2 separate regions of the Homo sapiens genome follow, and region 1 is linked to region 2. A link is an interaction called in ENCODE POLR2A ChIA-PET data of the cell type or tissue named here. Cell type or tissue: GM12878. All regions are shown on one strand. Each heading gives the region's core, and the rest is flanking DNA. Links, peaks and the distances in the headings are about the cores only. Region 1 holds the start of LOC105375530 (a long non-coding RNA gene). Region 2 has its middle 21 kb from the start of HIPK2.

Region 1 (11,268 bases), core at 2,130-10,129, 210 kb after region 2:
GGTCTTCTTTTAAATATTTATAGACAATTTCGATTAGAAAAGCATTTAATTGTCTACACATACTGAACAAGCCATCTTTTCTCTCCTGGACTCTCTTGATCCACGTCTCCTGATCCAGACCCCCCTGCTATCTTTACCTTGTGTTGAAATGGTCTTGTAAAGGCTGTAGCATACAACCTTTAGTCATGAGGGTAATTTCTTTTTTTATTTTTGTAAGAACTAGAGACAGTGTCTCACTATGTTGCCCAGGCTGGTCTTGAACTCCCAGGCTCAAGCAGTTCTCCTGCCTTGGCCTCCCAAAGTGCTGGGATTACAGGTGTGAGCCTCCATGCCTGGCCGAGAGTAATTTTTTAAGTGTGTAAACCAAAGTGGTTCACATCAACTGATCATATAGAAATGATTTTGTCCAGCTCCATTATTCATTCACGCATTCACTCATTCAGTTACCTGGATATTTCTGGTAGGTGGGTTGTTCTGCTTAGGTCATCAAGTGTCTCCTGCAGGCTGCACTTCACTGTGCCTGTGTAAGCAGCCACTGTTTCAGCCGACGTTACCAAAAATGAAAACTTTAAGAAAATTGATTCATAAATATCATTCAGTATTTTAGATATAAAAACAGTTACTTAGCTCACTCTTAACATGTTTATATATAAAAAAAATTTGACCCGAAATGTTTTCCTTGTTTATACTAAGTTGAAAGTCTAGAGAAATCATTATAGATAAAGCAAGGTTAGAAAACTGATAAACTGCAGCTCAAATTACTTTGGCCTGAAAAATTAACATCCACTTAACAGAGGGAGCAAAAACCACACACACTCATTTATTATTGCATGGGCAAAAAGCCCAAAGTGGGATTAGCCTCCATTGCTACCTATAACCATGTAGCTTGCTCCATCCTGCCATTGGTTGAGAAGCTGCTACAGCCAGCCTCCTGCCATGCTCATGGAGACGTGGGAATCAGGCTTGAGTGAAGGAACAAAGGAACCCAGACACACAGTGCCATTTGAAGGAACTTTGGTGTCTCTCCATTTTGAGTACAATACATCCCCAGTTGAAAAATATTTCAGTCATGTGACTCATCTCAAGAGGTGATGGTAGGATCTTTTGTCCAGCTGACTTCGCCACACCCTCTTTACAGGGCTCCATTTAAGACACTCCAGTGGGCTGAGTAGAGTGGCTCAGGGGTGTATTTTGAAGAAGAGACACTTCACCCTACTGTCCCCAGCTGCTGTCACATTACAAAGCTGTCACTGATATGCCACAGCTTCCTGGTTTGCTCCTTGCTTTCCACAGGGAAGAAGGAGGAAGAGGGGTGGCAGAGGGTTGGATACCATAGGGCAGAGCGGTGCTCAGTGGATAGACTGAAGGTGATGAGGAAAGATGAGTCAAAACTCCCAGGCCAGTTGGGAAGAGAGAGACTGGACTTCAGAAGAAGATGGAAGGAGAGCAAACACTTCCTTCCGCTGCATCTGATGGGACAAGGACGAGGTGACTACTCATGGCTACTTCTGCGACCCTGTTTCTGATTTCTCTAGAAAGTAGTCATGTAAAAATGATCTTAAGGGTGATATATGTGTATTTATATACACACACGTGTAGACATAGACATAGACATAAATATGCAGATAATACAATTTGAAAGGAGGAGCCAGGCATGGTGGCTCACACCTGGAATCCCAGCACTTGGGGAGGCCAAGGTGCCAGGATCACTTGAGGCCAAGAGTTTGAGACCAACCTGGGCAATATAGCAAGACCCTGTCTCTACAAAAAATTTTTTTAAATTCCCCAGGCACAGTGGTACGTGCCTGTAGTCCCAGCTACTTGGGAAGCTGAGATGGGAGGATTGCTTCCGCCCAGGAGTTCGAGGCTGCAATGAGCTATGCTCATAACACGATACTGCAGTCTGGATGACAGAGTGAGACCCTGTCTCTAAAAATAATAATAATAATTTGAATGGAATGTATGTGCCATATTAAAATGAAGATTTTTTTTTTCTCTCTAATGACTCTAAGTCAGCAGCTATCAGGAAGGAGCATACTGGTCTGGAGGCACACTGGAATTACCAGCGTGAGCCACTGTGCCCAGCCAAAAGTAGTCATATTCTTTACCACATCATCTTGCCATGATGATTAAAGGAGATAAACATATAAAGCACTTTAAGCTGTAGTTAGTATGCATCCAATAAATGTTACCTGTACTTAATAATCAGCATCATAGTAATAGAACACATAGCATTGACTATGAAATCAGAAGGGTAAAAGAAGTTATTGGAGGAGATGAGTTTTGACCCTGGTCTTGAAGGATGAAATTGACTCAGATTAGCAAATAGAAATCAGAGACACATTCCAGATAAGACCCTACAGGGAAGGGGTCACAGGTTATATCTGATCTTCTGCCAGTGCTTTCTCCTTTAGGGATTTCTTTACTTTTTAGCTCCTTATTTATTTTCATCATTTTGAAATGATGAAAATTATCTATTGCCATGACAACATAATGCAATTGTGAACTCTGACAGCTTTGTTCTTTATTCAGAAGTGATGTTCTTCCAAGGCCATTTCAGCAAATATTTCTCACTCTGCCCCTATCGCTATCTCTCTCACTTGCATTAACCAACTCATAATGGGATTGATAAGCTGTCAATAATAACTAGACGCAATCATGGAATGAATCCCAGTAGTATCGATAGATACGAGCCTAAAGAATCTGCCGTAGTCATCTGAAATGTGTGCTCATTTCTAAAGTGACTCATTTAACAGCTTCCCATTAGTTCTCTAATCTGCATAGTGTGTTCAGGTAGAGCGCAGAGCTTTCTAACAATGGAAGAGATGAAAAACAGCTAGCAAATGAATTCACCTTCTGCAAATAAATGTGTCACTTGTAAATCCAAAAAGGTAGGCAAATCAGCATCAAGCTGTGCCGTACATATTTGCTCATTAAGCCAGGGGCTCCCCAGCTACAACAAAGGGATGGGACCTGGGAAGAGTTTATAAAGGTTTTATCCCACACTCCTTGTAGATAATTAGACACTGACATGCAGATTCTTCAGTCTCTTCAGTGGGAGGCTCACTACCTGTTGGGTTTCCATCAAGGAGATGGCCCTCAGTTCTCACAGGTCACCCACGCCAAGCTGTCAGCTCTCACAAGACTCATGCCAGAAAGCCATTCTTCAGTGACAAGAAGCTCAGTGACTCATGAAGTGGCTGTTGTGTCTTGAGATAGTTCTAGTTGTTAGAAAATTCTTATTCATATTAAGCTGAAGCTTCTCCACAATTTCCACATTTGAGTGAAGAGCTCCAAATATGCCCAATTTGAATTTTACTCGAGGGCAGATTACAGTTTTGCCAAAATTAGTGTGTGTTTTTGTCTTTTTGTTGTTTTTTTTTTTTTTAAATGCTCATTTTCTAAACTACTCAGATCCTAAGGAAGATATGATCAGCAAGAACTGGCCAGATCTGGGTCTATAGGTAAGGTACATCTGCTAAAAGGATCTCTTTCCTCTCCAGATTAGGGCTAGACCATTCCTATTTTAGAATGTCTCTAGGAATCTTTCAGAGATCCTCATAATGGCTCCTTTAATGCCATGAGTAATCTCTCTCAATGAATTTCAGAGCAGATTGGAGCTGGATGGATGTTACAGGTTATCCAGGCCACTGTCCAGAGCCACACCAGTAAAGGAACAGCAGAGCTAGGACTGCAGTGCCAGCTCCCAGGACACATTTGGGAGTCAGCCTCCATCCTCACCTGGGGTCCTCCACCCACAGAATGGGCACCTGCAACAGAACATGTCTGCGTTTCATGAGATGACCAGAGGCATGTTCATCATTCAGGAGTAGCTGTGCCCGAAGCTGAGAGTGAAGGGCAGGGCAGCGCCATCTCCTCACCTCCCCTCGGGAGCCAGCAGCTGCTCCCAGTCATGGCTCCCAGCTCTTCCCCTGGCCCTCAGAGTACTTCGAAACAGTGTGAGGTGGGAGGAGTTCCCTTATTACACAAGAGACTGCAGCAGACCAGTTGTTTCCCTTTACTCCCCCGCATTCATCCCAGAAGACAGCTGCAGGTTTCTCTGCCCTTGTCTTCTTAAGGCAGCTCTCCTTCCCTCCTGCTCCCTCCTCGTCCTCAGCCTCCAGCATCTCCCTGCTTTCAGATCCCTCCTCCCTACCTCCTAGCTCAGAGACCTCCTAGAGTCCCACTTCCTTTTTTTGCTTAATTTATATTTATAAAATATTTCGAGATATTCTTTTTTGTTGTTATTGGTAGACAGCAATCTTTTTTTTTTTTTTTTAAGACAGTCTGGCTGTGTCACCCCGACTGGATTGTAGTGGTGTGATCTCAGCTCACTACAACCTCACCTCCTGGGTTCAAGCAATTCTCCCACCTCAGCCTCCCAAGAAGCTAGGATTACAGTCATGTGCCACCACACCCAGGATTGTTTTTTGTTTTTTTGTTTTTTTTTTTCAGCAGGGGGCCAGCGCGGTGTGGGGGCAGAGTCTCACTCTGTCACCCAGGCTAGAGTGTGGTGGTGTGATCTCTGCTCACTGTAACCTCCACCTCCCGGGTTCAAGTGATTCTCCTGCCTCAGCCTCCCTAGTAGCTGGGATTACAGGTGCACACCACCACGCCTGGCTAATTTTTGTATTTTTAGTAGAGACGGGGTTTTGCAATGTTGGCCAGGCTGGTGTCGAACTCCTGACCTCAAGTGATCCGCCCACCTCGGCCTCCCAAAGTTCTGGGATTACAGGTGTGAGCCACTGCACCCAGCAGATTTCTTATTTTTAGTAGAGACAAGGTTTCATCATGTTGGCCAGGCTGGTCTTAAACTCCTAGCCTCAAATGATCTGCCTGCCTTGACCTCCCCAAGTGCTAATTACAGGTGTCAGCCACCGTACCTAACTATTTTTATTTATTTATTTATTTTCTTTAGAGTGTAGGTCTCTTTGTCACCCACACTGGAGTGCAGTGACACGACCACAGCTCACTGCAGCCTCAAACTCCTGGGCTCAAGCCATCTTCCTGCCTCAGTCTCCCGAGCAGCTAGGACTATAGGTGCACACCACCATGCCTAGCTAATGTTTTTATTTTTGTAGAGGTGGGATCTCACTGTGTTGCCCAGGCTGCTCTCAAACTTCTGGCCTCAAGCGCTGGGATTACAGGGGTGAGCTACCGCACCTAGCTTCCACTTTGTAATTCTTGTACTGGATCTCAGTGCCCTCCCACCCTCTGGGTGTCTCTACTGAGCCCTGATGTACAGCGGCGAAGTGCCCAAGACTCTGAATCTCTTTTGCTTTTTTTTTTTTTTTTTTTTTTTTTGAGACACAGTCTTGCTCTGTCGCCCAGGCTGGAGTACAATGGTGCAATCTTGGCTCACTGCAAACTCCACCTCCTGGGTTCAAGCGATTCTACTGCCTCAGGCTCTGAGTAGCTGGGATTGCAGGCCCCACCACCACTCCCGGCTAATTTTTGGTATTTTTAGTAGAGACGGATTTTCACCATGTTGGTCAGGCTGATCTCAAACTTGTGACCTCAGGTGATCCACCCACCTCGGCCTCCCAAAGTGCTGGGATTACAGGTATGAGCCACCTCACCCAGCCTGGACTTTGTTTTTGATGGAGATAGAATTCATGTACTGTACTGTATAGTTCACCCGTTGAATGTGTACAATTCAGTGGTTTTAGTCTGTTAATTTTTAATTGTGGTAAAATATAAAATTTGCCATTTCAACCATTTTTAAGTGTAAATTCAGTGACATTAATTATATTCATAATGCTGTATAGCCATCACCGTTATCTATTTTCAGAACTTTTCCACTACCCCAACCAAAAACTATACCATTAATCAGTAACTTCCCACTCTCCTCTCCCCTAGCCCCCAACCTCTGGTAACCTCTAATGTATTTTCTGTCTGTATGAATTTGCCTGTTCTAGATATTTCATATATGTAGACTCAAACAAACTATTTGTCCTTTTGTGTCTGGTTTATTTCATTTAATATTTTCGAGGTTCATCCATATTGTAGCATGTATCAGAACTTTTTTTTTTTGGAGACAGGGTTTCACTCTGACACCCAGGCTGGAGTGCAGTGGTGTGATCATAGCTCACTGCAGCCTCAAACTCCTGGGCTCCCACCTCAGCCTCCCAAACAGCTGGGACTACAGGCATGCACCACCATACTTTGCTTATTTTTTTAATTGTTTGTAGAGATTGGCTCTTACTGTGTTGCCCAGGCTGGTCTTGAACCCCCAGCCTCAAGCAATCCTCCCACCTCAGCCTCCCAAAGCACCGAGATTACAGGCATGAGCCACCCCTCCCAGCATTCATTCATTTTCATGACTGAATAGTATTCCACTGTATGGATACACCATATTTTCTATTCATTCACCAGCTGATGGACACTCGGGTCGTTTCTACCTCTTGGTATTTTGAATAGTGCTGCAGTGAACATTGGCTTACATGTATCTGAGTACCTGTTTCCAATCCTTTGAGAATGTACTTAGGAATGGAATTGCTATAGGGTAACTCTGTGTTTAGCTTTTTGAGGAACAAGCATATGGACATTTCACATTTAAACTGTCATAACTGGGAGGTGTGGGTCTTTATTAATTAAAATTTATCTACTTTAAGTTAACATGAAGAGCCATAAATATATGCAACCAATTCATTCCTCACCTTCTTCTGAGTTCTTAACAATTATCATCTGTACGATTCATCTGACAGTTAATCACGGAGGCTTTGTGACATCCATTATTCTCTCTAACTGGTTATTTTAAAGCTTTTACTATTTAACTTGTCATGTTGTTATACAGTCCTCCACTGAGATTTTAATCTCCTCGAGGGCAGAGACACATATTTCTTTGTATAGGTATTCCCTGTAGTACCCCGCGTAGATCTCCGAGATATCATGAGTTTTAATTTTCTTTGATTTCAATCTTCTGGTTTATTCATAAACTAGAAAAAAGGAAACTTTTCCAGCAAGTCCTTACCCTGATAGAATTCTCTTTGCCTAAATAAGTTTTTTGCAAACCTGTTTTCACATGTTAACTAAGGTAACACAACTTGTAAGAAGAAGAAGAATAGCAGCTATTATGGAATACTTACCATGTGTTGTGTATCATTGAAAGCACTTGTATTTTCTCACTTAGTTCTCAAAACAAGCCTATGATATAGGTACAATTATTACCTACCTTTTACTGATGAGGCCACTGAATCACTGAGAGGTTAAATAGCTGCCCACCGCCCTGTCACCAGCACATGCCGAAGTTAGACAGCTGACTCCAAGGTTCGTGTTCTCACCCACGAACACGGTTAGGCACCCTGAACCAGAGAGGACAGTGTCCAGCCACTGGAAGAATTATCCAGCCTAGATGTCAGGAGCGCTGGGCGTTGGGGAGCAGGGCCAGCGCCTCCTGGGGACTGCACCCCCCAGATCCCCCAGCCTTCTGTAGCTCAGCAGACAGGCTCTGCTTCTGTCCCTCCTGCCTGGCTGCTGTGGGCTCTGGAATTTGCCCACTTCCCTGCTGCCTCTAGGGTGGTGGAGATCCATCATGGGAAGAGCCTGGCCTGGCTGTGTGGCCTCAAACAAGATACCCGGGAGGTGGCTGTGACTCTATGAGGCTCCGTAAATACCAGCTGCTTCTCTCATCCAATTAGCTGGAAACTGACCAGTTGCCTAGGCAATTTTTATTTCTTAAAAATAAATGATCAATATATAAAAATAGATGCACATTCATTTTAAAGTCTTAAATAAGCACACAATAAACAATAAATTTCACATCCATCATGCCAGCAGCCTCTCACTGAGTTTGAAGACAAACAGAAGTAGTTCCCAAAGTAACCACACTAACTTAAATATCTCTGAACAAACATGCCGGCCAAGAGCTATCCAAAGCCAGTGCCTCCCTATTGTATGAAGTTCCACATATAAGATGAAGGCCAGGGCTTCAGAGTGGCTTTCACACAGCATCAACCTGGCAGGGGCCTTCCCACCAGGCCCCGGTGCAATACCATCTCCCCCGATCCCTTGGCCCAGGCAGTGGAAAAGCTGCAGGTGAGCCTGGCTCCTGAAAAGGGGACTGCAGAGGTCGTAGTGGCCTGCACACAGCCCACAGAGCACACTCAAAGTAAGGAGAGGCAGAGGGTGTCAACTCTAGCTCTGCGTTCTCTGCAGCATGTCTGCACTGTGCTGTGTGCATGCAGCCCCCTCAGAGCCTCACGCTGCATCCCATTGGACATTCTGCTCCCTCCTGCATAAGCTTTGCCAGGCCGCAGGCACCAAACCTAAGCTTATGACATTCTTCTCCCAGCGAGGTTTACTCCTAACCCAGGTCCCCAGGTTGCTGGGTTCTTGCTGGTTCTCTCCTTGCTCAGATGTCCCATTCTGGCAGGCCCACGGGGGTTGTACCCAGCTCTGGGCTGCAGGTGCCTCCCCTGCAGCTCTGCTGAGCTCTGCTGCACAGGAAGAGCCCAGGCCAGCCCGGAAGCATCTCACTCCCTAGTTTCCAGAAGCCCCTGTGGGTCCAGCACCAGCCCCTTCTCCATGTCTTCACATGTCCCCCTGCTGCCGGCTACACAGGGGACTTTTGCATGCCCAGTCTCCCTATGGGGGTTAGGGAGGGCAAAAGCCCTGTTCCTGCCCTCTCCCCTCTGCCTCCCTCCCCTGCCCCAGGGCATGAAGTGCTAGTTGGGTGTCTCACCTCACGGCCTTCTCCCACCTCTGACTTCTCCCTTTGCATTTTCAGCACTGTCTCCAAGCAAAGAAAAAACGTCATCAGCTGTGTCACAGTCCACGACTCCCCCTACTCCGACTCCTCCAGCAACACCAGCCCCTACTCCGTGCAGCAGCGTGCTGGGCACAACAATGCCAATGCCTTTGACACCAAGGGGAGCCTGGAGAATCACTGCACGGGGAACCCCCGAACCATCATCGTGCCACCCCTGAAAACCCAGGCCAGCGAAGTATTGGTGGAGTGTGATAGCCTGGTGCCAGGTAATTTGGGGCCAGGACAGGGCAGGAACCTCTCCCTGGAGAGTGGTTTTCCTGCTTTTCTGCTGCTAGAAATGTTGCTGTATGGGAGCTAGTACAATAGAAAGTGCCCAGTGACTGCAGGCGACCCTTACCGAGGATTTTATTCAAGTATCCAGGGGAGGCTTCTGCTGAACAGCACATTGTATAAGCAGCGTTTTCCTTCTTTAATCCTGTAATCAATACCTCTCTGCCTTTACAATGGCTCTGCTTCCAACTAGGTTGATTAATAGAAAATAAAAGCCTCCTGGTTCTTTATGCCTGAGCCTGGAAGAATACCTGGTCTGGGGAGTTCCTGGCTGACATCTAGCACCACTCTCTGCCAGGAAGCCCTGGTGGTCAGATGGGCTTCTTGTGTAGGAAGAACCTCCTCCGAGTCTTGCTAGGGAAGGGTGAAATTGGCCCCTCTCAGCCCCTCCTCGGAATCAGCTGCTGGGCGGCGAGACCAAGCCATGTGTGTTTCTCTGCTCATGCACTGCTATCTTCAGAGGACTCCTCCTGTCCCGCGAAGGCTTGTCTTGAAAATTGGGCCCTGGAATAAAGGCTGAGAACGTAACCTTCTGAATAAACTCAGTGGCTCACTGTAGATTTTGTAGCATCTATTTAGCGTTTCCCTTGCTCATGCTCACAGTGGAAGAATGTGGGGACTAAACCAGAAGAAGTCTGCGCGTCCCGCTATTCCGCCACAAACCACACCCAAGCCAGCCTGCACCTGCGTGGCGGCATAACTGAAAAGGGAAGGAAAGGGAACGCCAGGAAGCTTTTGTCTAGATGTGAGAAGCTGTTACTTCTCAGGAGGACCTCATGTCTGTCACCTGAGGTCGCTACAGGAAACTGGGGACTCTTCCTGGGTGGTGACCACATGTGAGACCCAGTGGGCGCAGGCCCCATTCAGGGGCTGCCACTGAGGATGAAGCGTAGAGGCAGGATGGGGTCATTAGGGCTTTTCCAGCCCAGTGCCTCAGGCCAGCCTGCACGGTGAGGGTCAGAGCCCTGGCACGCTCTCCCAAGAGCTCATGGCATTGCCTGGGATGGGGCCCCTTTTGCTGAGAGGCTCTGCCTAAAGGGGAGATGGTGACAGCCACAGGCTTGCGCTCCCCGCCACCTACTTCCTAACCCAAGGCAGCATCACCCTTTCCGACATTTGCGGCGAAGCTCTTTTTCCCTGACTTTGGAGTTACCCCAGCTACCTTTCCTCTGAAGAAATGCTTGTGAAATGCAGCTTCTCAGCACCCTGCTAAAACGTCTCCTTTTGCAAGTCCTGGTCTGTCCCCAACAGTACCGTCATGACGATGCAGCCTCCAAGCAGCTTTGACATCAGAGCCAGCGCTCCTGTGGGCCTGGGGGCAGGGGGTCGTGGTGCCTACAGCGAGAAAGACACACAAGCAGCACGCAGCTCGCGCTGTGCTCTCTCGGAAGAAGGAGACCTTACCTTCAGGAAAAATAGAGCCACAGCAGTGCCACATGCCAGGGCGAGCATTCTGGTTGACAGGGGCCAGGCTGTACTTGCTGCTAGGGTCTGGTGACCTGGGGCCAGAGAAGCAGGCTGGAGCCCTCCCAAAATTAGGCATCTCTGTGAGGAAAAGAAAATGAAGCTGTCCCTTCCACAAGGCTACAAGGACATCTCTCTCCAAAAACCATCTTTTTCCACCCGGGCAAATGTTTTGGTGGAAACCCTGCCAGGAAGCAACATTCTCTAGCAGTAACCAAAGGGCCCTGGGAGGCACCCGAAGTCATTCCCGGGAGCCAGGATTCCTTAAAGAGAGCTGCATACTTTTCAGCTCAGCTATCCTTTAAATATTGTTTAAGGGTATATGCAGCACACATTTTTAAGTTTAAATATTTGCAAAGGATAGAATTTGTCTTGTATCATTATTTAAGTTCCTTAAATATATGTTTGTGCAAACCTCGAAGCTGCAGACTGAACTCATACCATATGCGGGAGTGCTGCCTGTGCCCTCACGAGCAGGGGCATTCCTCGTCTGGTGCCTGCCCTTCCCCAGCCAGTGGCGTTCAATACCGATACACACCTTTAGCTGTAGAACCCACCTAGGCTTGGAAAAGTCGGGAAAGCAGCCTTCCTCAGCTCCCTGGAGCCCAGTGATGCATACAGGCCAAGGTACAGCCAGTTAACAGCTCCCCCAGCTACAGCACCCAGAGCATGGGAGAGTTCAGCGCTCCCCCAGCCCTCTTAGGCCAGGATATGCACTGCTGTTTCCCCGCCATACTCACCCCCTCCTGTGGCTCTCAGTCTTT
Region 2 (11,268 bases), core at 1,620-9,619:
GGAGCAAAGGCATGTCTTACATGGTGGCAGGCAAGTGAGTATATGTAGGGGAACTGCCGTTTATAGAACCATCATATCTCATGAGACTTACTATCATGAAAATAGCACAGGAAAAACCCACCCCCATGTTTCAATTACCTCCCACTGTGTCCCTCCCATGACACACAGGAGCTACAATTCAAGATGAGATTTGGGTGGGGACACAGCCAAACCATATAATTCTGCCCCTGGCCCCTCCCACATCTCATTTCCTCACATTTTAAAACACAATCATGCCTTCCCAACAGTCCCACAAAGTCTTAACTTATTCCAGCATTAACCCAAAAGTCCAAGTCCTAAGTTTCATCTGAGACAAGGCAAATCTCTTCTGCCTATGAGCCTGTAAAATCAAAGGCAAGTTAGTTATTTCCTAGATACAATGGGGATACAGGCATTGGGTAAATACATCCATTTCAAATGGGAGAAATTGGCCATAAAACAAAGGAGCTACAGGCCCCATCCAAGTCTGAAATCCAATAGGGCAATCATTAAACCTTAAAGTTACAAAATGATCTCCTTTTACTCCATGTCTCACATCCAGGGCATGCTGACACAAGCTTGGGCTCCCACAGCCCTGGGCAGCTCTGCCTCTGTGGCTTTGCTGGGTATAGCCCCCCTTCTGGCTGCTTTCCCAGTTGAGTGTCTGCAGCTTTTCCTGGTGTATGGTGCAGGCTGTCAGTGGATCTACCATTCTGGGGTCTGGAGGATGGTGGCCTTCTTCTCACAGCTCCACTAGGCAGTGCCCTAGAGGGGACTCCATGTGGGGGTTCCAAACCCACATTTCTTTTCTGCACTGCCCTAGCAGAGGTTCTCCATGAGAGCTCTGCTCCTGCAGCAAACTTCCACCTGGACATCCAGACATTTCCATTCATCCTCTGAAATCTAAGTGGAGGTTCCCCAACCTCAATTCTTGACTTTTTTGCACCTGCAGGCTCAAACCATGTAAAAGCTGCTAAGATTTGGGACTTGCACCCTCTGAAGCCACAAGTCCAAGTGGTACCTTGGCCCCTTTTAGCCACAGCTGGAGTGGCTGGGACTCACAGCACCAAGTTCCTAGGCTGCACACAGTGGGGGCCTGGGCCTGGCCCAGGAAACCATTTTTTCCCCCTAGACCTCTGGGCCTGTGAGGGGAGGGGCTGCTGCAAAGGTCTCTGACATACCCTGGAGACATTTTCCCCATTGTCTTGGTGACTAACATTGGGCTCCTTACTTATGCAAATTTCTGCAGCAGGCTTGAATTTCTCTCCAGAAAATGGGTTTTTCTTTTCTATTGCATCATCAGGCTGAAAATTTTCCAAACTTTCATGCTCTGCTTCCTCTTGAATACTTTTCTGCTTAGAAATTTCTTCCACCACATACCCTAAATCGTCTCTCTCAAGTTCAAAGTTCCACAGATCTCTAGGGCAGGGGCAAAATGCTGCCAGTCTATTTGCCAAAGCATAACAAGAGTCACCTTTGCTCCAGTTCCCAACAAGTTCCTCATCTCCGTCTGAGACCACCTCAGCCTGTACTTTATTGTCCATATCACTATCAGCATTTTAGTCAAAGCCATTCAACAAGTCTCTAGGAAGTTCCAAACTTTCTCATATTTTCCTGTCTTCGTCTGAGCCTTCCAAACTGTTCCAACCTCTGTCTGTTACCCAGTTCCAAAGTCACTTCCACATTTTCAGGTATATTTACAGCAGTACCCCACTTTACCAGTACCAATTTACTGTTTAGTTCATTTTCATACTGCTATGAAGAAATACCAGAGACTGGGTAATTTGTAAAGAAAAAGAGGTTTATTGGACTCACAGTTCCACATGGCTGGGGAGGCATCACAATCATGGCAGAGGGCAAAGGAGGAGCACATCTTACATGGCAGCAGGCAAGAGAGCATGTGCAGGGGAACTGCCACCACCTTCTTCTTTCTTCTTTCTTCTTCCTCTTCCTCTTCTTCTTCTTCTTTTCTTTTGAGACCAAGTCTCACTCTGTCACCCAGACTGGAGTGCAGTGGAGTGATCTCAGCTCACTGCAACTCCACCTCCTAGGTTCAAGTGATTCTCCTGCCTCAGCCTCTGGAGTAGCTGTGATTACAGGCACACGCCACCACACCCAGCTAATTTTTGTATTTTCAGCAGACATGGGGCTTCACCATGTTGGCCAGGTTGGTCTTGAACTCCTAACCTCAGGTAATCTACCCACTTCAGCCTCCCAAAGTGCTGGAATTACAGGCATGAGCCACTGCGAACAGCCGGGAACTGGCCTTTATAAAACCATCAGATCTCTAGAGACTTATTCACTATCACGAGAACAGAATGGAAAAAACACACCCCCATGATTCAATGACCTCCCACTGGGTCCCTCCAACAACATGTAGGGATTATGGGAGCTACAGTTCAAGATGAGATTTGGTTAGGGATGCAGCCAAACTATATCACGTGTAACCTATGCAACTATTCTGTAACGAGAAAATGGATACACGTAGCACTCAAGAAGTGTTAAAATTGAATATTTTAAAGAAAAAATGTTACTGTAGAAAATGGAAATACATTTGAACAACACTTAAAACAATATTTAAACTACATTTGATGGAGGGACAGATAAAAATCTCAGACTCCATGAAATAAAAGGTAAGAATGAGATAAGCCAACAAAGTGATATGAGAGAGTTGACACAGTTAAGAAAATAATGTGACTGGACGTGGTGGCTCACACCTGTAATCCCAGCACTTTGGGAGGCCAAGGTGGGTGGATCATCTGAGGTCAGGAGTTTGAGACCAACCTGGCCAATGTGGTAAAACCCCATCTCTACTAAAAATACAAAAATTAGCCAGACACAGTGGCGTGCATCTGTAGTCCCACCTACTTGGGAGGCTGAGGCAGAAGAATCGCTTGAACCTGGGAGGCAGAGGTTGCAGAGAGCAGATATCAGGCCACTGCACTCTAGCCTGGGTGACAAAAGGAGACTCTGTATCAAATAATAATAATAATGACATGGAAGAATTGTAAATAAACTTAGCAACCACAGTGGTTACAACTGGCAATGGAAGATAATTCAATCAGTGAAAAGAAAGCTAAGCATAGGACTGTATTCTGTAATGCAAAAGAAAAGGACAAAGATTAGCTGGGCATGGTAGCAAGTGCCTGTGGTCCCAGCTACTTGGGAGGCTGAGGTAGAAGGATTGTTTGAGCCTGGGAGGCAGAGGTTGCAGTGAGCTGAGTTGTGCCACTGCACACCAGCCTGGGTGACAGAGCAAGAACCTGCCTCACAAAAAAGAAAAAAAAAGGACAAAGAGATCAAAACTATCAGAAACAAGGTCTAGACATAGAAAGACAGGTGATAGAAATCTAGTTTTGAAGGAGAGAGAAAAAAAGAACAGAAGAGCTATTTAAAGATATTAGAAAAGAAAATATTTTTAAGTTGAAGCAAGACCTGCATTTGTAGATCAAAGCTCATCATATGTTAGCCCAAATTAATAAAAAACAGACCTAGATTTAGACATATTGTAGTGAAACAGTTAAATGTTGAAGGGGAATTTAACAATAATGTTAAAAAGCCAATACAAAGAAAACATTATTTTATTTAAAAACACATAAATGGAAAAATGTGGTCTGTCCTTGATTAGGAAGAGTTTTGATATTGCAAAGATACTGATTTCCCTCAAACTAACTGATAAGGTTAATGTCATCCCTAGTAAAATGCCAGCGGCATTATTTTTAAAACTGTCTCAAACTGTTTCTGAAATTATTCTGGAGTAATAAAAGATATTGATGGGGAGACACTGAATACAGGGAAGGAACAAATGAGAGTAAGGAAATATAGTTAGCTATAAACTATTTTGTAAGAAGAAGAAGAAAGTTTGGATGGAGTTGAATGAGTTTTTAAACATGAAAACAACAAGTAAGCAATTGATAACTGATAGGAAAAGACTAAAAATTTAGGTCAGGATTCCAGAGGACATGAGGAAATATGAGAAGGTCACAAACACTCTCAGATAGAAGGGAGAATATTCTATCCAAAGAGTCTGAAATCATCAAGAAACAGTAATATTAAAATAGTAATTATAATAGCTAACATATTGACCATTGCGTGGACAGCTGGAGAAACGATGGTTAACAAGACAAACACTCCGGGGTCTTTCGGAGCTTCAGGTCTGGGGGAGGCAGAAAAAAGATGAGGAAACAAACACAATCATTGCAAATGATAAAAAGGTATGAAGGAAATAAACAGGTAATAAGAATAGTGGCGGGAAGTGGGAATGACACTACTGAAGGAAGTCCAGAAGGGCTTCTCTGAAGATATTTAAGCCAAGACCTAGGAGATGAGAGGTGGAATGGATCAAAAAGCAGGGAGGAGGGTCATTAGGTAGAGAGCCTGGCCAGAGGTGGAAACGTGCTGAGATCAGTTCAGTCAGGTGCATTGAGGTCTTCGAGGAGGGAGGGAGAGGATAAGCCATGCAGGACCTTGGAAGCTACTATAAGGATCTTGGATTTTACCCTAGGTGCAATGAGAAGCCACTGGAGGCATGATACAACCTGATTTGCATTTTTAAACATTCTGGGCCACTGTGTAGAAAATGGATTGACGGGGCCAGAGGGGAGCAGGAACTGTCAGGAGGTTCTTCCAGAGTCTCAATAAAGGGTGGCATTGCCCTAAACTAGGGTGGTGAGCATGGAGAAAAGAGCTACAGGGAAACTCTGGAGATCCAGTCTGTGGGACTTGCCGACGGGTTGTTTAAGGAAGTGAGGGAAGACAGAATGATCCACACATTTCTGGCTTGGAACCTAGAAGTGGAAACTCTCCACTGGATAACAAGATGTGGATAGAGGGTGATGGGATATGGGCAGATAAAACGGTAATGAGGCTTGTGGGGTAGGGCCAGGCCTACTGCCCTAGGAAATTAGGAGACCTCATACACTCTGAGTCAGAAGCCAAGTGAAAGCCACATTAAGGAAGTTGTTCTACAACATGTGTGCTGGCTAAAATAGAAGGAGTCAAGTGGGAAGCCAATAAATGAGGACCTGGGCTTAATTCAGGGCAGCAAGAATGGCAAGGAAGGAACTAGGAAATCATTTGAAGAAAAATTTGGCAGCATATTGGGCTGGGCGTGGTGGCTCATGCCTGTAATTCCAGCACTTTGGGAAGCCAAAGGGGGGTGTATCTTTTGAGCTCAGAAGTTCAAGACTAGCCTGAGCAACATGACAAAAACCCATCTCTACAAAAAAATTTAAAAATTAGGCCAGGCATGGTGTAGTCCTAGCACTTGGGAGGCCGAGGCAGGCAGATTGCCTGAGCTCAGAAGTTCAAGACCAACCTGGGCAACACGCTGAAACCCCATCTCTACTAGAATACAAAAAATTAGCCAGCATGGCAGCGTGCGCCTATAGTCCCAGCTACTTGGGGGAGGCTGAGGCAGGAGAATTGCTTGAACCCGGGAAGCAGAGTTTGCAGTGAGCCGAGATTGTGCCACTACACTCCAGCCTGGGCAACAAAGTGAGACTGTCTCAAAAAAAAAAAAAATTAGCTGGGCTTGATGGCGTGCACCTGTGGTGTCAGCTTCTCGGGAGGCTAAGGTGAGAGGACTGCTTGAGCCCAGGAAGTGGAAGCTGCAGTGACCAGGGATTGCACCACTATACTCTGGGTGGCAGAGTGAGACTGTCGGAAAAAAAAAAAAAAAAAAGCAGTGTATGGAAGTAAAGAAGAGACAATCAAAGGTGACAATGGGAGAGGAATGGTGCTAATGTCTGACGGCAGGTGGAGAAGGAGGCTGGTTCTGAGAATGTTTCAGAGTGAGGACAGGGCTCCCAGATGGAAATGTCTGGCAGGCAACTGAAGTTACAGAACCAGAACTAAGATCTGAGGTCCAGACTGGCTGGCAAATGGGCCACATCCTAGAAAATGGAGGGTAATTCAATCTTTCACACACGGAATCAGAATCTTCTAAAAAATTAGAATACACACTTAAAATTCAAACTGCATTTGCTGGTCACACCACTCTACGTAATTCATTTTTCTTTGAAAATTCCGAAGCTTCCTTGGGTTCTTGTGCTTCAGGGTCACGATCAGGAACATGAATTATGGTTGGTATGAGACAACTTTATCTGAAACAGAACTACCATGGTTTGGGAGCAAATGTTCTCTTTGAGCCTCGGTGTAGGAAACAGACAAAGATGCTGATCTCCTGCATAGAAGGTTTCTATTCTCACACTTCTCAAAACTGACACAGATCACTATTTTTCAGCGTTAGCCCAGCTGACTTGCATTTTGTTTCCTGCTCTCGCTTCCACGTGTACCTTGTGAGCCATATGTTAGGCAGTTAATAACGTAGTTTCAGGAACAATACACCTGGCTTCCTCTGCTCACAGCACAGTGGAAACTTGGCTCCACCCATGCGGGAATCTCCCTGTTTTCTCCTCGGTTCGCCTCCCTTGCTGACAATCTCTTTCTCCCTCTCCTTGGCATCCATTTCTCATCTTCCTACCCTTTCGTGTTTTCTTCTCTTCCTGCTTCACCGGCTTCTTTCTTTTCCTTCTGGCTGGCGTGTCTCCCTCTTCAAGCTGCCTGCTTCATCCATCTTCTCCCCTACAGAGCTCAGAGATTTAGAACAGCACTTGCTTGAATCTCATTGTCTAAGCAATGACTGCCCTCCCTGACTTCTGTCTGTTAAAAAAAATAAAAATAAAAATTCTTGTCATTTGAGCTTCATGACTGCCTGAATTCTTGATACACTAAGATTTATTGTGTGTACACAATGGCGACCCCCAGGCTAAGCACTTTGAATGCATATCATGAGTGTTCCAAGGAGAAGAATTTCAGGAAGCATCTCTTTGTTCTATTTGGAAAACATAATTTTTATAATTATTCAAGGAGGTAATGCATGGAATCAAATGAATGCTGTGGCCAGATCCATGGCTGGGGTCCAAGGAGTCACTCTGAGGGCAGTGTGGCTTTTTTGAGGGAAGTTTGAACACTGTATCTCAGCTGTGAGTGGACATTACAGTGGTCAGCAGTACTTACTGCCTGTGCACTGACCCTTTACTTCATTCGTCTACCTTTTCCTCCATCCCACTCCCAGCCCCTCACCCTAAAGACTACACAGGAATGTAAAGAGTTGGTGAGAGTTGGGAGATTTGTTTGGGATAGGAAATGTTGGCAGAATAGGCCATCTTACAAGGTACTTTCTAGCCAACCAGCTGAGTCACTACATGGTGAAGTTAGTTTATAGTCTTTGTGAAGATGGATGGAATAACAAGACTTTGCAATGCTTCATTCCAACAATTCAGTCACTTTAATAACCAAACAAGATGTTACTATGTGAGGATCAATGCAGGGCCAATGGCTAACACTGTGGCCAAACCCCTGCCTGACCTCAATGACCAATGCAAGCAGAGCCACAGGGGAGAAGTAACCCGGTCAGCCACCCAACTGTGTTCTTTCCGAGTTGAACACACAACACTGAACCTGGACCCACTGCTCCCTAAAATGATTTTCTGTGGCTCCAAATAATCATTCTGCTCCAGGTAGTTATGGCTCTTCCTCAAAGCTTCTGTGAAAAATACAAAAACAGACAAAGAAGAAAGAACTCTTTTAAATGGCAGCAAGGTCTAGGTAGGCCTTCTTTCTATTTATGTGTAAAACTCGCTAATTATATTTTAATGGATTTTCTTCATGTTGAAACGTGTACATTAAATGTGGAGCCTTTCATTGACATTAGAATTGGCTGAGTCTCTATCATGAGAGCATATCTTACCAATTCTGTTAGTTCATTTAAAAATGGACATTGTGTCGACATGTCAAGCGCAAGTTTAACTGAGCTTAACAATGACGGATACAATTTTCAAAAAGTTAAAATACATGCATTGTATTAAGGCATTGCCTCTTCTTTATCCCAATGGTCATTAGAGGCTGCAGCCAAAATCGGAAACTTCTCTTCTTTTTTTAGATTAATAGACTTTATTTTTTAAGAGCTGTTTTACATTTTTAGAAAAATGAGCAGAAAACAGCATTTCCATATAAACCTGGCCCTCCTTCCAGTTTCCTCTATCATTAACATCTTACATTAATGTGGTACATTTATGACAATCAATGAGCCAATATTGATATGTTATCATTAACTCAAGACCATAGTTTACATCAAGGTTCACTCTTTGTGTTGTACATTTTATGAGTTTTGACAAATGTTTAATGACATGCATCCACCATTGCAGTACCAGACAGGATAGTTTCACTGGCCTGAAAATCATCTGTGCTCCACGTGTTCATCCCCTCTGTCTCCCCCAGATCCTGGGAAACCACTGTCTTCTTCATGTCTCCATAGTCTTGCCTATGCCAGAATATCATAGTTGGAATCACACAGTATGCAGCCTTTTTGGATTGGCTTGTTTCACAGTGCAGTATGCATTTAAGGCCCCTCCATGTCTTTCTGTGGCTTGATAGCTTATTTTTATCACTGAATGCTATGCCATTGCATAGATGAACCCTAGTTGGTTTATTCATTCCTTTTCCATTAAATACCGCTATGTGCTCTACATTTAACCAAGTTCTATGAGGATACCAAAAAATTCTACAACAGCTTTCTCCTCAAGGTTAGTCTAATTATGAAGATATATATTAGGCAAAATGATATAAAAGTATATTTTAAGGCAGTGAAGTATATGGTTTGTTCTAAACAAATGTGATCTAGAAAAGCAATGTTTTCAGGGGAACATGATCCCCTGAGATTAGACACATATTTTTTGTGTATATGTGTCCAGGGTCCAAGGCATTCATCACATTCTTAAGGGTATATAATATGCCCCCCACGAAATTAAGAACTACTGCAGAGATGAAGAGGGGTGCAAATGATAATCAGTTGCATTTGTAACTGGAGAAGAGCTTGTGAAGGAGGTAGGGCTTGGCCTGAAAACAGAAGGGTGGTAGTAGGGCCTGGTTACGTAGGCAGAGGAGTGGACAGAACCAGGAGAGGTGTGAAAGGGAGGCGGGGTGGTGAAACAGTGAGGAGGAACAGGTCTACTTTGAGTTAAGAAAGGGAAAGCTGAAACTGGATCCCTTCCTTACACCTTATACAAAAATCAATTCAAGATGGATTAAAGACTTAAACGTTAGACCTAAAACCATAAAAACCCTAGAAGAAAACCTAGGCATTACCATTCAGGACATAGGCATGGGCAAGGACTTCATGTCTAAAACACCAAAAGCAATGGCAACAAAAGACAAAATTGACAAATGGGATCTAATTAAACTAAAGAGCTTCTGCACAGCAAAAGAAACTACCATCAGAGTGAACAGGCAACCTACAAAATGGGAGAAAATTTTCGCAACCTACTCATCTGACAAAGGGCTAATATCCAGAATCTACAATGAACTCAAACAAATTTACAAGAAAAAAACAAACAACCCCATCAAAAAGTGGGCGAAGGACATGAACAGACACTTCTCAAAAGGAGACATTTATGCAGCCAAAAAACACATGAAAAAATGCTCATCATCACTGGCCATCAGAGAAATGCAAATCAAAACCACAATGAGATACCATCTCACACCAGTTAGAATGGCAATCATTAAAAAGTCAGGAAACAACAGGTGCTGGAGAGGATGTGGAGAAATAGGAACACTTTTACACTGTTGGTGGGACTGTAAACTAGTTCAACCATTGTGGAAGTCAGTGTGGCGATTCCTCAGGGATCTAGAACTGGAAATACCATTTGACCCAGCCATCCCATTACTGGGTATATACCCAAAGGACTATAAATCATGCTGCTATAAAGACACATGCACACGTATGTTTATTGCGGCATTATTCACAATAGCAAAGACTTGGAACCAACACAAATGTCCAACAATGATAGACTGGATTAAGAAAATGTGGCACATATACACCATGGAATACTATGCAGCCATAAAAAATGATGAGTTCATGTCCTTTGTAGGGACATGGATGAAACTGGAAAACATCATTCTCAGTAAACTATCACAAGAACAAAAAACCAAACACCGCATATTCTCACTCATAGGTGGGAATTGAACAATGAGATCACATGGACACAGGAAGGGGAATATCACACTCTGGGGACTGTTGTGGGGTGGGGGGAGGGGGGAGGGATAGCATTGGGAGACATACCTAATGCTAGATGACGAGTTAGTGGGTGCAGTGCATCAGCATGGCACATGTATACATATGTAACTAACCTGCACAATGTGCACATGTACCTTAAAACTTAAAGTATAATAAAAAAAAAAAAGAAAGGGAGAAGACAGAAGATTGGCTAGAAAAGGGAAGTTCTTCAAAGTCCAGAAGATATCTACACTGGGATTATAAAGCACAAAATGTCTTGTTCATCCCATATAGAAAGTGTTGGCTGGGTGTGGTGGCTGATGCCTGTAATACCAGCACTTTGGGAGGCCAAGGTAGATGGATTGCTTGAGGTCAGGAGTTTGAGACCAGCCTGGCCAACATGGTGAAACCTCATCTCTACTGAAAATACAAAAATTAGCCAGCATGGTGGTGCATGCCTGTAATCCTAGCTACTTGGGAGCTGAGGTAGGAGAATTGCTTAAACCCGGGAGGCAGAGGTTGCAGCGAGCCGAGATCATGCCACTGCACTCCAGCCTGGGCAGCAGAGTGAAACTCCATCTCAAATAAACAGACCAAAAAAAAAAAAGAAAGTGTCTTGTGCCAACTGTTAGCAAACACATATACATGCACGTGCACCATACACACACCCATACAAGCATTAAGATGCATTTTCTTTAAGAAATGCAGCCTTCTCATTCTCTTTGCCACTTCTTTGTAGAAGAAATCCCCTATAAAAGGGCTTTGGATTAAGAAGTCAATATGAAACCGTGAACCCTGATCAGGAAAGGGAAGACAGGAGAGAGAGGTAAGAAGGAATGATTACTTTCTACTAAGTCAGATTGGTCTCAACACTTGGCTCTGAAAAGCTTGGCTTATTTTCACTCTGAATCATGAATGCGAAAATGCTCTGCAAACTGTAAAGCACTTTGTAAATGTTTTCATTATTATGCTATTCAATCTCATATGAAATATGTTTCCTTTTCCTCTCTGCTTTTGTAAATCAAATCCATCCCTAAATGCCTGGCTCAACATGTAAGCTTTCTTTGACTCTTTCAGCAGATTGTGATCTTCCCATCCCCTAAAAGTCCATCAAATTTATAACAAGAGTCTTTCATTTGGCCCCAGTATCACAAACTACACTCCCTTGTTTGTTTTTTCTGGGTCTCTGTCTT

Evidence for each region. ChIA-PET counts read pairs that join two places held together with the same protein. Peaks named below come from ENCODE experiments on the same cell type or tissue, not always from the same donor. Only the 100,000 strongest peaks of a DNase experiment are listed, where the experiment ranks them.
Region 1: POLR2A ChIA-PET joins it to region 2 with 8 read pairs; 2 of 35 experiments call an interaction of 5 or more read pairs at or near these places.

The regions. Positions count from the first base shown.
Region 1 is chr7:139,581,525-139,592,792 of GRCh38, reverse strand. It overlaps HIPK2 (homeodomain interacting protein kinase 2), which reads left to right. Exons shown (of 15, transcript NM_022740.5): 13 at 8,729-8,976. LOC105375530 (a long non-coding RNA gene) reads right to left here and starts at 7,260. Exons shown (of 4, transcript XR_001745383.2): 1 at 7,175-7,260; 2 at 448-566. In GM12878, for the core only: no CTCF peak of the experiment used is centred there; no DNase peak of the experiment used is centred there.
Region 2 is chr7:139,793,509-139,804,776 of GRCh38, reverse strand. It overlaps a transcript of TBXAS1 not described here. Among named protein-coding and RNA genes, the nearest start is that of HIPK2, 21 kb to the right of the region's middle. In GM12878, for the core only: no CTCF peak of the experiment used is centred there; a DNase peak (open chromatin) is centred at 6,326.